Linked DNA regions of Homo sapiens: region 2 is linked to region 1. A link is a contact called in ENCODE Hi-C or POLR2A ChIA-PET data. All regions are on one chromosome and are shown on one strand. Each heading gives the region's core, a stretch centred on a gene start or an enhancer-like site at or near the end of the contact. The rest is flanking DNA. Distances are from core to core; before and after follow the strand shown.

Region 1 (5,861 bases), core at 740-3,239:
TGGACACTGAATTATTAAATGAACGTTACTACAAAATTGAAAATTAAAAAAGCACAGTTGCTTCTTGTTACTGAAATAAGAGGACTAGATTAATCTCTTCCACTTCTAAGATAATAACAATAACAACAGCAATAATATTTATTGACTTTCATACATATGGTTCACAAACTATATATTAACAAGCACATGGTTTACATGGCCAGTATGAAAATAAGATGAACCCATGTCAAACAGATTAAAATTCAGCTTTTTCTCTTTTTTTTGAGACAAAGTCTCACTCTGTTGCCCAAGCTGGAGTGCAGTTGCGCGATCTTGGCTCACTGCAACCTCCACCTCCCAGGTTCCACCTCCAGCCTCCTGAGGTAGCTGGGAATACAGGCACGTGCCACCATGCCCGGCTGATTTTTTTATACTTTTAGTAGAGACGGGTTTTCACTATGTTAGCCAGGCTAGTCTTGGCCAGGCTGGATCATCTCATGATCTGCCCACCTCAGCCTCCCAAAGTGCTGGGATTACAGGTGTGAGCCACCGCACCCGGCCTAAATTAAAATGGCAATGTATTATTTACCAAGCACTTTAGGCTGAAAAAAAAACAAAAAACCAAAAACTCCCAAAGTCAACAGGTGAAGCATCAATAAAAGATCATCACTTGAAAACTTTCTTCCCTTGGCAAGATTTAGGGACAAATTCAAGACAACATTTAGCCTTTTTCACTAAATAGCACTTCACTAAACACACCTTAACTGTAGTTAATTCAGAACCACTATATATCTTAACCTCTAAACTTCAAATGAGTCAGCTGGTAGGTAGCCTTACGTGACAGGAAGGCCACCATTATATTAATCATCTCCACTAAAACTGTGTTCATGTTTTTGTTATTTCTACAGTATCAGTGCATGTCTTGCTGCTTTTCTCAAACACATTAAGTCAGAAGCACTAAAAAAACACTTGTGACCAGTGGAACAAAATCACTTTCACACTATAACTCTATTTTATGCTCATTTTTAAACCCTTTCCCCTGCCTTTCCATAATATTTTATCAACTTATATTACCATTTATTTTCTCGAGAATTTTTCCTTCAGTCACTAGGTTTATAGACTCAAAAGTTTACATTCTTTTTCTTTTGACAGACACAGAGCTACATCCCCAGGAAAATTAAGTTGCAAGATGTAACATACGGTAGCAGATTTCTACTTTACTTAAAACGAGAAATGTAATCAATTTACCAACAATTACTCAATTAGTATGATATTGAAAGTAAGTTAACAGCCATAGTAGCACACTTTGTTTTTAAGATATTCAAGGTCCAAAAGCAGTGTATCTGCAGGACTTTTGTTTACTTTTTGGAGGGAGCTGAAAACCTAACACTAACAGAAAAAGGGTTAAGGCTTACAGGAAGGACAAGAGATAAAACAAACGTATTCAATGGGAAAGTTAATTCTACTCTCTCTCCCTTGTTTTCCCGGTCTGCTTTGAAAAACTTCAAAGCAGACCGGTTAACAACTATGGATAGAGCACAGACAAACAGGCCATAAACAAGGATTCTCTCTATATAGATGGAAGAGGTTCCCATGATGTGAATTCGGCCAAACAGAAAAGAATGGAGAAAGGAGGCGACATCCAGACCTGACCCTGCCAGAGAGCCCTGAGAGCAGGCGAAGAGAATGAAGGAGGCCGGGCTCCTCCCTCGCGGCCCAGGCCTCCTGTGGCAACTCAGCTGGGCAACGTGACTCAGGAAAGCACGGGGCTGGCGGCGGCCTAGCACGGCTGCCTCCCCAGACCTCCCAGGCCTGCCTTCTGGGTCTTACCTGAAGACGGGCGGGAGCCGGATGCCGCGATATGGACCCTTGTCTTGCCTCTGTGGTGACGCGAAGACAGAGGCAACAGCAGCAGCGGCGCACACCCGACGCGGCTCTGTCTGCAAACCGGCGATGAATCAGCCCGATTCCATTCAAAAGAGTTGCCCGGGCCTCCGCCGCGAAGCACTTCCGGGTTCACTAGTTTGCTTCGGCTTCCGTTCCCCGACGGCCAATTGGAGACGACGGAGAGTCAAGCGGATGTCCAGGAGGAGCTCTTGGGACAGACGGCGCGGGCGGCCCGGCGTCTCCTGTCTCTGGCAGGACTGTGAGGCGGCACTTAGCGCCCTGGTCGCTCGCGCCCCGCCGACGCCTCCTTTTTCTCTCCCTACCTCTGCGCTCTGCGGCCGCCGCTGAGATCTGGGACGGCGGCACATCCAGCCCGGGAGACGACTGGCTAGGAAATAGAACTGTTAGTATTTTGAAGCCCAGATCCCCTTTCGTTTTGGTGTTCACTACTATTATTGCCCTCCTCAAAAACTAAAAGGTTCATTTGAGCTAGATTTAACTTGGTTATCTGAGAAGAAAATTTTTTTAAAAGAGGGGGGATGGTGTGATTAGAGGGGACCGGTAAGACGCCCTTTTCTGTAAGTCCGCTTTATCCACCTCTTGTCATTATTGCTTTGCAAGGATTGGATTTCAGGGAAAACTAAGGTTTCCCAAATGTTCAAACCACCTATTTTAAGCCGAGTTTAGTTTACAGGGTTTAAAGAGTCATTTATTCACATTTCTCCATGTAATTATCGGCAATCACATTTTACTCATGATCTACTTTGTGCTAGGCTTTCAAAAAGCAAAGTTGCAGAAGATATACTTGACAAGTTGATATTACACTCTAGGTCTAGGTACAGTCTCTGTTTAAGGCAGCTTGTTTGCCACGTTCCTGTCACTTTCTCAAATATGTTCCAAATAACAAGCATCTTTAAAGCATTCCTAAATCGAGAATGGTGATGAATCTACTGGACAGAGGGTGAGGAAAGATTACAGCGCCTGGATCCAAACTGTGATTTGAGTAGCACAATTGCTTTAAGATATTAATACCTTTAAAAACACAAAGATTATTTTACTCATAGGTAATATTTGGATCCACATCTTTATGCTTCCCCCCCAAACCTATGCCTCTCTATTCATTTTTTATGGGAGGAGGGGGTGAGTAGCCCCGTCCTCCAAATAATTTTCCTAATCAGAAACTTAAGAGTATGAACACTTGCCTCTTTTTCATCTCTCCCCACTGTAGAAACCATGAAATGTGTAATCTCCATAACAGCTTTTCCAATCCACCACTTCCCCTTCTAAATACTCCCCACTTTGGCCTTAACTCAGACCTTCCTCACTTCTTTTTTATTTTATTTTATTTTATATGTATTTATTTATTAATGCATTTTTGAGTTAGGGTCTTGCTTTGTCACGCAGGCTGGAGTGCAGTGGCGCCATCTGGGCTCACTGCAACATCCCGTCCCCGGGCTCAGGCAACCCTCCCACTTCAGCCTCCTAGGTAGCTAGGGCTACAGGCGCTTGCCACCATGCCCAGTTAATTTTTATTTATGTTTTTATTTATTTTATTTTTTTAGTAGAGACAGGATTTCACCATGTTCCCCAGGCTACTTTTTTAGAATGCTCTTTGATCTTTCCGCCTTCGGTCTGATTCCTTTTAATCCATTCTCCACCTCACTGGTAAAAATTTTTGTGCTATATGTAGTCATGCTCCTTCTTTATTTAAAATTCCACTAGTGGCTCCCCATAACATTCATTATAAAGGTCAAAAAAAAAAAAAACCCTTAAACTTTGTTTGGAGCACCTTTTGCTCCAGCCATACTAAAGTATTTAGCTGGGGAATAAGATGTCCATAGGGCTTTGAAAAACGCTAACATATTCCTGAGACTGTAGAAGGTGCTTAGGGTGTGCATATGTCTAGGGTTATGTGAACACTCAAGATAGGCCTGAGAAGGCCCTGAGCTCTAACCTCTGGGTGACCTTGAGGCACTACAGAAGCAAGAAGTGAAGGCTAAGGCAGAATTATTTGGTTGGTTGGTGCAAAAAATTGCGGTTTTGTCATTTCAACGAAATTACTTTGGTACCAACCTAATGTAAAGTGCTTGGCTGATTGTTGAAGGCTTGTCCCAACGTAAGTACTAAACCCCTCAGGAAAGACTGGGAGATTTTTTGGTTGAAGGTGTTTAAGAAAACCTGTCTCTCTAATCATTAGTTGACCACTAAGCTAACTGAGCAGAAACCTGAGTGGTCACACACAATAAACAATGCAGACTTTAAAGAATTCATTCATAAGCTAGGTGCGGTGGCACACGTGTAGTCCCAGCTACTCGGTAAACTAAGGCCAGAGGATCCCTTGAGTCACCAACTCAGACCCTATCTCTAAAAAAAAAAAAAAAGAATGAGTTCAGAAAAGTCACTAAATCAACAACTGCTACAACAAACAGAAATAACAGTGAAGCTTGGGGAGCGGGTAGAATCTGATTTCCAGTGTTGCACATTATATTATTTAAAATGTTCAGTTTTCAAAATAGTTAAGATACATGCAAAGAAACAAGAATGTATGGCTCATACACAGGATAAAAATTAATCAATAGAAACTCACCCGAGGAAGCCTACATGCTGGACTTACTAGATAAAAAGGCTTTAAATCAGATATTTTCAATATGTTACAAAGCTAAAGGAAACCATGTCTAAAGAACTAGAGGAAAGTATGAGATGTTTCATCAAATAGATGATAAAGACAAATCATTTTTTAAAACCCAAATAATTCTGGAGTTAAAAAGTATAATATGCCATGACGGAGACAAATTTTAAATTTTTAAAAAAAAATAAAATAACAAAAAGGTATAATAAAGTGAAAAGTTTACTAGAGGGGCTCAACCCCAGATTTGAGCAGGGAGAAAAAAAAAATCAGCAAACTTCAATATAGGTCAGTTGAGATGATCTAGTCTGGGCAACAGATTGAAAAGAGAAAGAAGAAACATCAACAGGCCTCAAAGTCCTGTGGGACACAATCAAGCACACCAACGTGCGCGTAATGGGAGTTTCAGAAGGAGAGGAGAAAAAGAAAAGGGCAGGCATAATACTTGAATAAAAGAATGGCCAAAAACTTCCTAAATTTAATGAGAAATATTTATCGACACATCCAAGAAGCTTAACAAATGCCAAGTGACATAAACAAATCCACACCTCAACACATTGTAATTAACCGATTAAAAGTCAAGGGCAAAGAGAGACTCTTGAAAGTGGCCACTTTCAAGAAGAAAAGCCACAAAGAGAGAAGCCACTCATCACATAATCCTCCATAAGATTTACAGTTGATGCCATGAAAGCCAAAAGGCAGGGGATGACATACTCAACATGCTGAAAGAAAAAGATCATCAAGTAAGAATTTTACCTCCAGCAAAACTATCCTTCAAAAATGAAGGCGGTATTAATACTTTCCCAAAATGTATGTATATACAAAGATAGAATTTGTCACTAGGACATTTTCCTTGCAAGAAATACTAAAGGGAGTCCTTCAGAATTAAATTGACACTAGACAGTAATTCAAATCCACATGAAGGAATAAAGAACACTTGTAAAACTAACTACATAAGTAAATATAAAAGTATAATTTTTTATTTGTGACTCATTTTTCTATTTTATTTAAAAGACAATTGCGTGAAGCAATAATTATAAGTCTGTATGGGCTTATTGTAAGATATTAATATGACAGTAACAGAAGGGAGAGGAAGGAGGGAAAGAATAATGGAGGAACGAAGCCATATAGTAGCAAGTCTTTGTGTACTATTGAAATAAAGTTGTTATTAATCCAAACTAGATTGTTATAACTTGTTAATTATAATCCCCAGAGCAACTGCTAAGAAAATACTTTTAAAATATATGAATAAAGGACAAGGAAATTAAAATGGCATACTTGAAAATATATATTTAACACAACAAAAGGCAGCAGGAATTAAGAAATAGAGGAATAAAAAAGACACAGGACATAAAGAAAACATCGCAAA
Region 2 (6,152 bases), core at 2,817-5,316, 1.4 Mb after region 1:
AGTTGAAGCGATGACTTAGAAATGAGTTATTTTGCCCCATGTTCATATTCTGAATTAATATGTATTATACAGTGGAACAGCTGGAGTGCTACTTTCATTTGAAAATTTATCTCATCCACTGCCTGACTATTGTCAGAGAACAAGCTGTAGAAAAAGTCTGGTGAAAGCAAAGTGAAGCATGTGTTGCCAAGAACCTAACATCTTATGTTATCCAGAAGAAAGTCCCAAGGCTTGATTTATCTTAGATTTCTATGTGAGTTGTGAGGATGAGTATTAACAAGCTTATTTGAACTGAAAAATGAATTCAGACCTTTTCTGAAGTTTTTTTTATTTGGCTCATTGGTTTGACAACAAGGATTGACTTTACCCATTAAGTTTTATGATGAACATTTTGTATTAATTGAATGAACTAAATCTGCTGCTCTTGTGTTCTGATTAAAGCTTGTAATAGGGTAAAGGCATTTTAATAGAAAAATAGTATTGACTGAACTATAATGAAGTGATATTTTACTTTTCCCAGCCTTCATTTGTATATCAGGTAAAGCAAGATGCCTGTAAGTGAAAGAGTAACAGGCATAATGAACAGTTATTTGAAGAGTCTTAGTAAAGCCTTTTAATTTTACTTGTAGGAAATTGACATGAATCATTCTAATGACTGGGTAACAAATCACTTTGCAAGTAGGGTGTTTCCACTTCTATGCTTTAAAAAAAACTGAAGGAGAACATAATCAAGCAGTTGGTTGATATAGAAAATAATTTTTAATGTAGAATCACTGATTTTTTGGCACCTATGAGAAAGGAATTCAAGTAATAGAGGGATATTGTTATAACAAACCTCCTTTTATTCCCATCTACTTATTTATATGAACAAAGTTTCTATGTTAAGATAAGTTAGAGAGTGCTGTGGAAACAAACCCTGTAATACTAGTGGTTAAAAACAAAACTCAGAAGTTAATTTATTGATCATGCGAAGCCTGCTATGGTCAGGACACTTGCCTCCAAGCAGTAACTCACAGATCCAGGCTGTGTCCTACCTCCAGAACATGGGGCTTCCAGTGCTGCTATGGCACTAGAGAACTGTTAAGTTCCCAGGTTTAGGAAGAAACACGTGGCACTTCCACTCGCGTGTCATTGGCTGGAACTAGTCACATGACCTAACCTAACTGAAAGGAAATCCAGGAAGTCTTCTGCTTTGTGTGCTCAGGAAAGAGAGGATAAGGGACTACAGACAGCACCAGCAATTGCTACCAGAGTTTCTCAACATGTATAGCTACAAAAAAAGAAGAGAGAGAACAGAATTGATGCTGAACCTTGATTTATACTAGCAGTTTTTAATACTAATTAATTTTTATCTATGATATATCCATTTCATTAACAGATCCATTTGCTATCATTTTAGTTTGACATATACTATCTTAATCTTTGTAACATATTTATTTTGTTCTGATCAATTGTATACTAACAATAATTGAAATGACAACTCAATATAGAAGAAAATGTGTAATACTTAGAGCCTATGTTCACAGGGACTTCTTAAAAAATAATTTTAGGCTGGGCGCGGTGGCTCACGCCTGTAATCCCAGCAACTTTGGGAGGCCGAGGCGGGTGGATCACGAGGTGAGGAGATCGAGACCATCCTGGCTAACAAGGTGAAACCCCGTCTCTACTAAAAATACAAAAAAATTAGCTGTGTGTTGCGGCGGGTGCCTGTATTCCCAGCTACTCGGGAGGCTGAGGCAGGAGAATGGCATGAACCTGGAAGTCGGAGCTTACAGTGAGCCGAGATGGCGCCACTGCACTCCAGCCTGGGCGACAGAGCGAGACTCTCTCTCAAAAAAAAAAAAAAAAAAAAAAAATTAATTTATATACATATTTTTACTGCAGGAAAATATGACAAGGTAATGAATAAAATATTTCACAAATTAAAGTATATCTCATTAGGATAAAATTCTGTGGGGGAGTTGGAATGGAAATACAAGATTGAAAGAAAGTAATATCTCTGACTGCTGAAGAGGTTATTTCTATTTTTAAATAGATTATGATAGAATTCAAATTGTTGTAGTATCTCCAGTCAAAGGAACTTAGGCTTCTTGAGAAAGTGGTTGATTGCAGGTCTAAGGCAGGAAAATACAAGATGAAACTGGAATATCTTGTGATGGCAGAAAATAAGGAGGTGCTCACAAAAAGATGGCACATGTCTGAAGGCTACAGGAACCAACCTGAAGGAGCTCTCCAGTGGAAATGCTGGAACAATTTGAGCAAACAATAAAAAATTATAATATTGGATTATAACCCACACAATAAATATCTGTGTGTCCATACTGATGTAAACAATTGAATGAGTGAATGAATGAATGAAAAGAAGAAACAGTTCTTCTCCCCAGTAAATTCCAATTGATAAATGTAGAAGAAATGGGAGAAACAAAAATCACTATCAGGAAAACACAACAGTAATAATTGTTGGCAAGACCTACCAGTTGGTGCAAAAGTTAGTGGGTGAATGTTTGAGGAAAAACAGAATATTTGCATAACCTTAGAGTATTTTCCCCAAAATAATCACTAATTACAAAGAGAAAGTAATAACTTTACAGTAGAGAAACTTCTTTAATCAAGGGATCAAGGTTAACAGAAGCAGTAATAAGCCACATCAGCATCATGTACCCCCTGGTATGGCATTGAGAAGGGCACATGACTTCTTTGGTATCCTCCCCAAAATGCATAATCTCAATCATGAAAAAACATTAGACAAATCCAAGTTGAGGGACATTCCACAAGATAAATGATCACTTCAAAAGTGTCCTGGTCATGAAAGATAAGGAAAGATTGAGGAAATGTCAAGGATTGGAGGACACTAAAGAGACATGACAACTACGTGCAAGTTGAAATCCTCAAATGGATCATGGAACAGAAAATGGTCATTATGGGAAAATGGGAAAGTAAAATAAAGTCTATGGTTTAATTAATAGTATTGTACCAGTATTAGTTTCTTTGTTTTGATGATTATACCATGGTTTTATGAGATGTACCATTAGAAGAAGCTGAAGGAGGCTGTACAGGAACTCTCTGGACTAAGTTGGCAATTTTTCTGTAAACCTAAAATCATTTCAATATAAAAAGTTAACATTTTGCTATGATATTAGACACCACTGGATATATTAAAAGGGTGATAAGGCACTTTTATTTTTACATGTTGTTATTTATAATATTCTGAAAATTGCATCCTAATTATAAAAAATTTTGGCTGTCAACTTAGAAATTCGTGAAGCAATATGCCTTCTTTCATGATTCTTTTAACAATTTTGTATGCTAGCCAAAAAGTTTGAGGACCACTGCTATATGACATTTTTTCTCTCATGTCTCAGATGAGAAGCAGGGCAAAACCCTGTGTGTCTCCAACTTACCTAACACACCATCCGCTGTAGGATTAGGAGCCAGACACGTCTTGCTGCAGGCCATGCTCACTTCCATCTGCTCTCTTTTCCCTGCATTCTTCTTTTGTGTCACTTCCCTGACTTGTCAGTACTTCTAATTCTCATAGTCCTGCTATCCCCTACAACCTCGTGCCTTAGTATTAATAGGGTACAGCAGGGAAAAACTCACTTAGTTTCCATTTTGTTCTTGGAGAAGAAAAATTTGGAGACATTTCCAAAATGGCATGTACATCATAATTCTTATTGCCAACATTTATAAGAAACTTTGACTGTAGTGATTATCAAGATACATGCTTGGAATATTTATTCCCTCTTTCCCCACCTTTCAAAATAAGGATTTAGAGCAGGAGTTGGCAGGGCCAAATCCAGCCTGCAGCCTATTTTGGAAATAAAGTTATTGGGATGCTGCCATCCCCATTCACTCACATACTGTGCATGACTGCTTTCATGCTTCCATGACAGAGCTGAGTGGTTGCAACAGAGACCGAATGGCCTGCAAAGCCTAAAATATTTACTTTCTGGACCCTTACAGGAAGTTTGCCAACCCCTGATTTAGAAAGTGAAAACCTAAATGGGGAAGTCTTACATACTTTAACGTATCTTAGCAAGCACTGTTATGTTAATGTATATGGACAGCACTTAAAATATATCAATAAACAATTATGATCAGTAAACATTTATTTAGAGCCTATTGTGGCCCAGAGAGTGTCCTGTGCTCAGAGGCTATAAATACCAATAACACCCCATCTCTCCCCTCATGGAACTCAGTCTCAGGGGAGAGGAATATGTAAATGATAAGTGCAATGCAATGTGACATAAATAATATCAAGAAGAAGAGAATCAGAAAAAAAAGGAGAGGGGACTGATTAATTCTGTCAGAAGTAGAGAAAGGCTTAACAAGATAAGTGATATGTATTAAATTGTAGGAAATGTTAGATAAACAGCTTTCTTTAGTATTTTTTGAGTTAGAAAGCAAGTTTTTAGCTTGGGGTCAGAATATTTTTAGAGAAAAAGTTTAAAATGTGCCTAAATCTGAAATTCTGGATTTAAAAAAGTGAAAATCTGCATGTTCCTCTAATACCTAATGACGAATTCTAATTGCAGAAGGATGCCAATAACTAAAACCACAAAATGAACCCTATGTATACCGGTGACCTTCTTTACTCAGAATTAATTAACACAAGCACTTGTTTCTTGCAGAGCACTTTGCTGTAATTTAGAACAAATTAAGGGAAAAAATCATTCAAGTGCTGTTTTCTTCACACCATGAAGTAAGCATGATGGACCAAAGTTAACTAATTTAAAATATTATCATCCATTTCTTGTAATTATGAATAGCAATACCATCTTTTTTCTTCAAAAAAAAAAAAAGACATCATGATCTATGCTATTTTCAACTTGTTTCCTGTGCTTCTATTAATGGAAATTGATTTTTCAAGATTAATGTAAAATGTGTTTCTGTTTCTCCCATTAAGTCTCTTATTTATATTAGATCCAATGTATATGTTCCTGGATATTTTTCAAATAAATATATTTTTAATATAATACAGCAAATTGTAAATTGTTAAAGGACCATTTATAATGTTTTCTCCTTGCCCTCCCTAGCACTGAAACTGTGGTTTTATTATTGTCTTCACACTGTTGTTTGTGAATTAACTTGAGCTCCTTGAGTTCCTACTTCTAAGAGATTATTTAAACTTTACTTTTTACCTTCTTAGTATACAGAGCTTGGTAGGAGCTGGAAACCCGACTCACAGATTTAGGAAACAGTGGGTTCTTGTCCCTGTGGACATCAGAACTTGGGGGACGGAGAGATAGAGAACCAGAAGGCAGAACAAGGAAAAACTCAAAGAAAGGAATGGGGAGGAATGGAAACGTAACAGGACATGTTGCCTCAGTGAGTCACCAAGGGCTTTGGAGTTCTTAGCCCAAAATGTGGTTCTGTGGAGGCTGAGGACAAACTTCAGGACAGAGCATGCCTTAATCGATGTGCTAAGCCACTGGCTCGGGCAGTCCTTAAGCAAGGGCTCCTCTGATCAGACAAGGAATTGTTTCCTTCCCTTTTACTCCAGATGACACCTAAAGGTGCAAAAGAAAACCATCTCTGCACACTACCAAACAGACAGTGCGTGAACGAAGCAGACCCTCCTGACCACAGCCAAGGACTGGAGAGCTTGGTGAAACTGGTGCTCAAGGTAGAAATTCCCTGCGATTGCTACTGCAACTTATACTAAACGTCCCAAGTGAAGTGAAGGGAGAAAAAAGAGATATTAAGCAAGAAGGCCCACTTGTTTATGCATTGCTTTAGAAGATAATCTGTAATTGCATATTAATAAGTAAAGTTAACGTTACACTTAAATAATAACCTATATTTGTTACTGCATTTGAATCACTCTTATCTGACTTAGTTGGTCAGGAAATCAAAAAAGTCAGTTAAAGGAAGGAATCATAAGAATTGTTTTAACATTAGTTTAAACATTTTATTTTCTATTAGAACACATAAACGTACATTTATCCACTAATCTTTTGGTGTAGGGACAATGTCATTCCTTTTAATATTCCTTCCTGTTGGTTTTATGCATAAAGTATATCTATAAGGTGTTGTTCACAATCTCTGGTTTTTCGTAAATGAAAATGAAACCCTGTCTCTGAAAAAAATACAAAAAAGTTAGTAGAGTGTGGTGGTGCATGCCTGTAGTACAGCTACTTGGGAGGCTGAGC

Evidence for each region. A loop is a pair of places that touch in the nucleus more often than their neighbours do. ChIA-PET counts read pairs that join two places held with the same protein, here RNA polymerase II (POLR2A).
Region 2: a map with no recorded cell type shows a loop between it and region 1 (11-fold over the local background). The contact joins the enhancer-like site here to the promoter of PSMD14 in region 1. A Hi-C loop is called at or near these places in 1 of 37 single-sample maps with no recorded cell type. POLR2A ChIA-PET finds 5 or more read pairs at or near these places in 1 of 52 experiments (HEK293).

Annotation. Positions count from the first base shown.
Region 1 is chr2:161,304,553-161,310,413 of GRCh38, reverse strand. It overlaps PSMD14 (proteasome 26S subunit, non-ATPase 14), which reads right to left and starts at 1,989. Exons shown (of 12, transcript NM_005805.6): 1 at 1,810-1,989. RefSeq lists an enhancer at 1,662-2,121.
Region 2 is chr2:159,931,650-159,937,801 of GRCh38, reverse strand. PLA2R1 (phospholipase A2 receptor 1) reads left to right here. Exons shown (of 30, transcript NM_007366.5): 30 at 1-5,796. Among named protein-coding and RNA genes, the nearest start is that of LY75-CD302, 30 kb to the right of the region's middle. Within about 2 kb of position 4,066, at least 4 of the 41 ENCODE cell types and tissues checked have a DNase peak (open chromatin) inside an H3K27ac peak, as active enhancers do.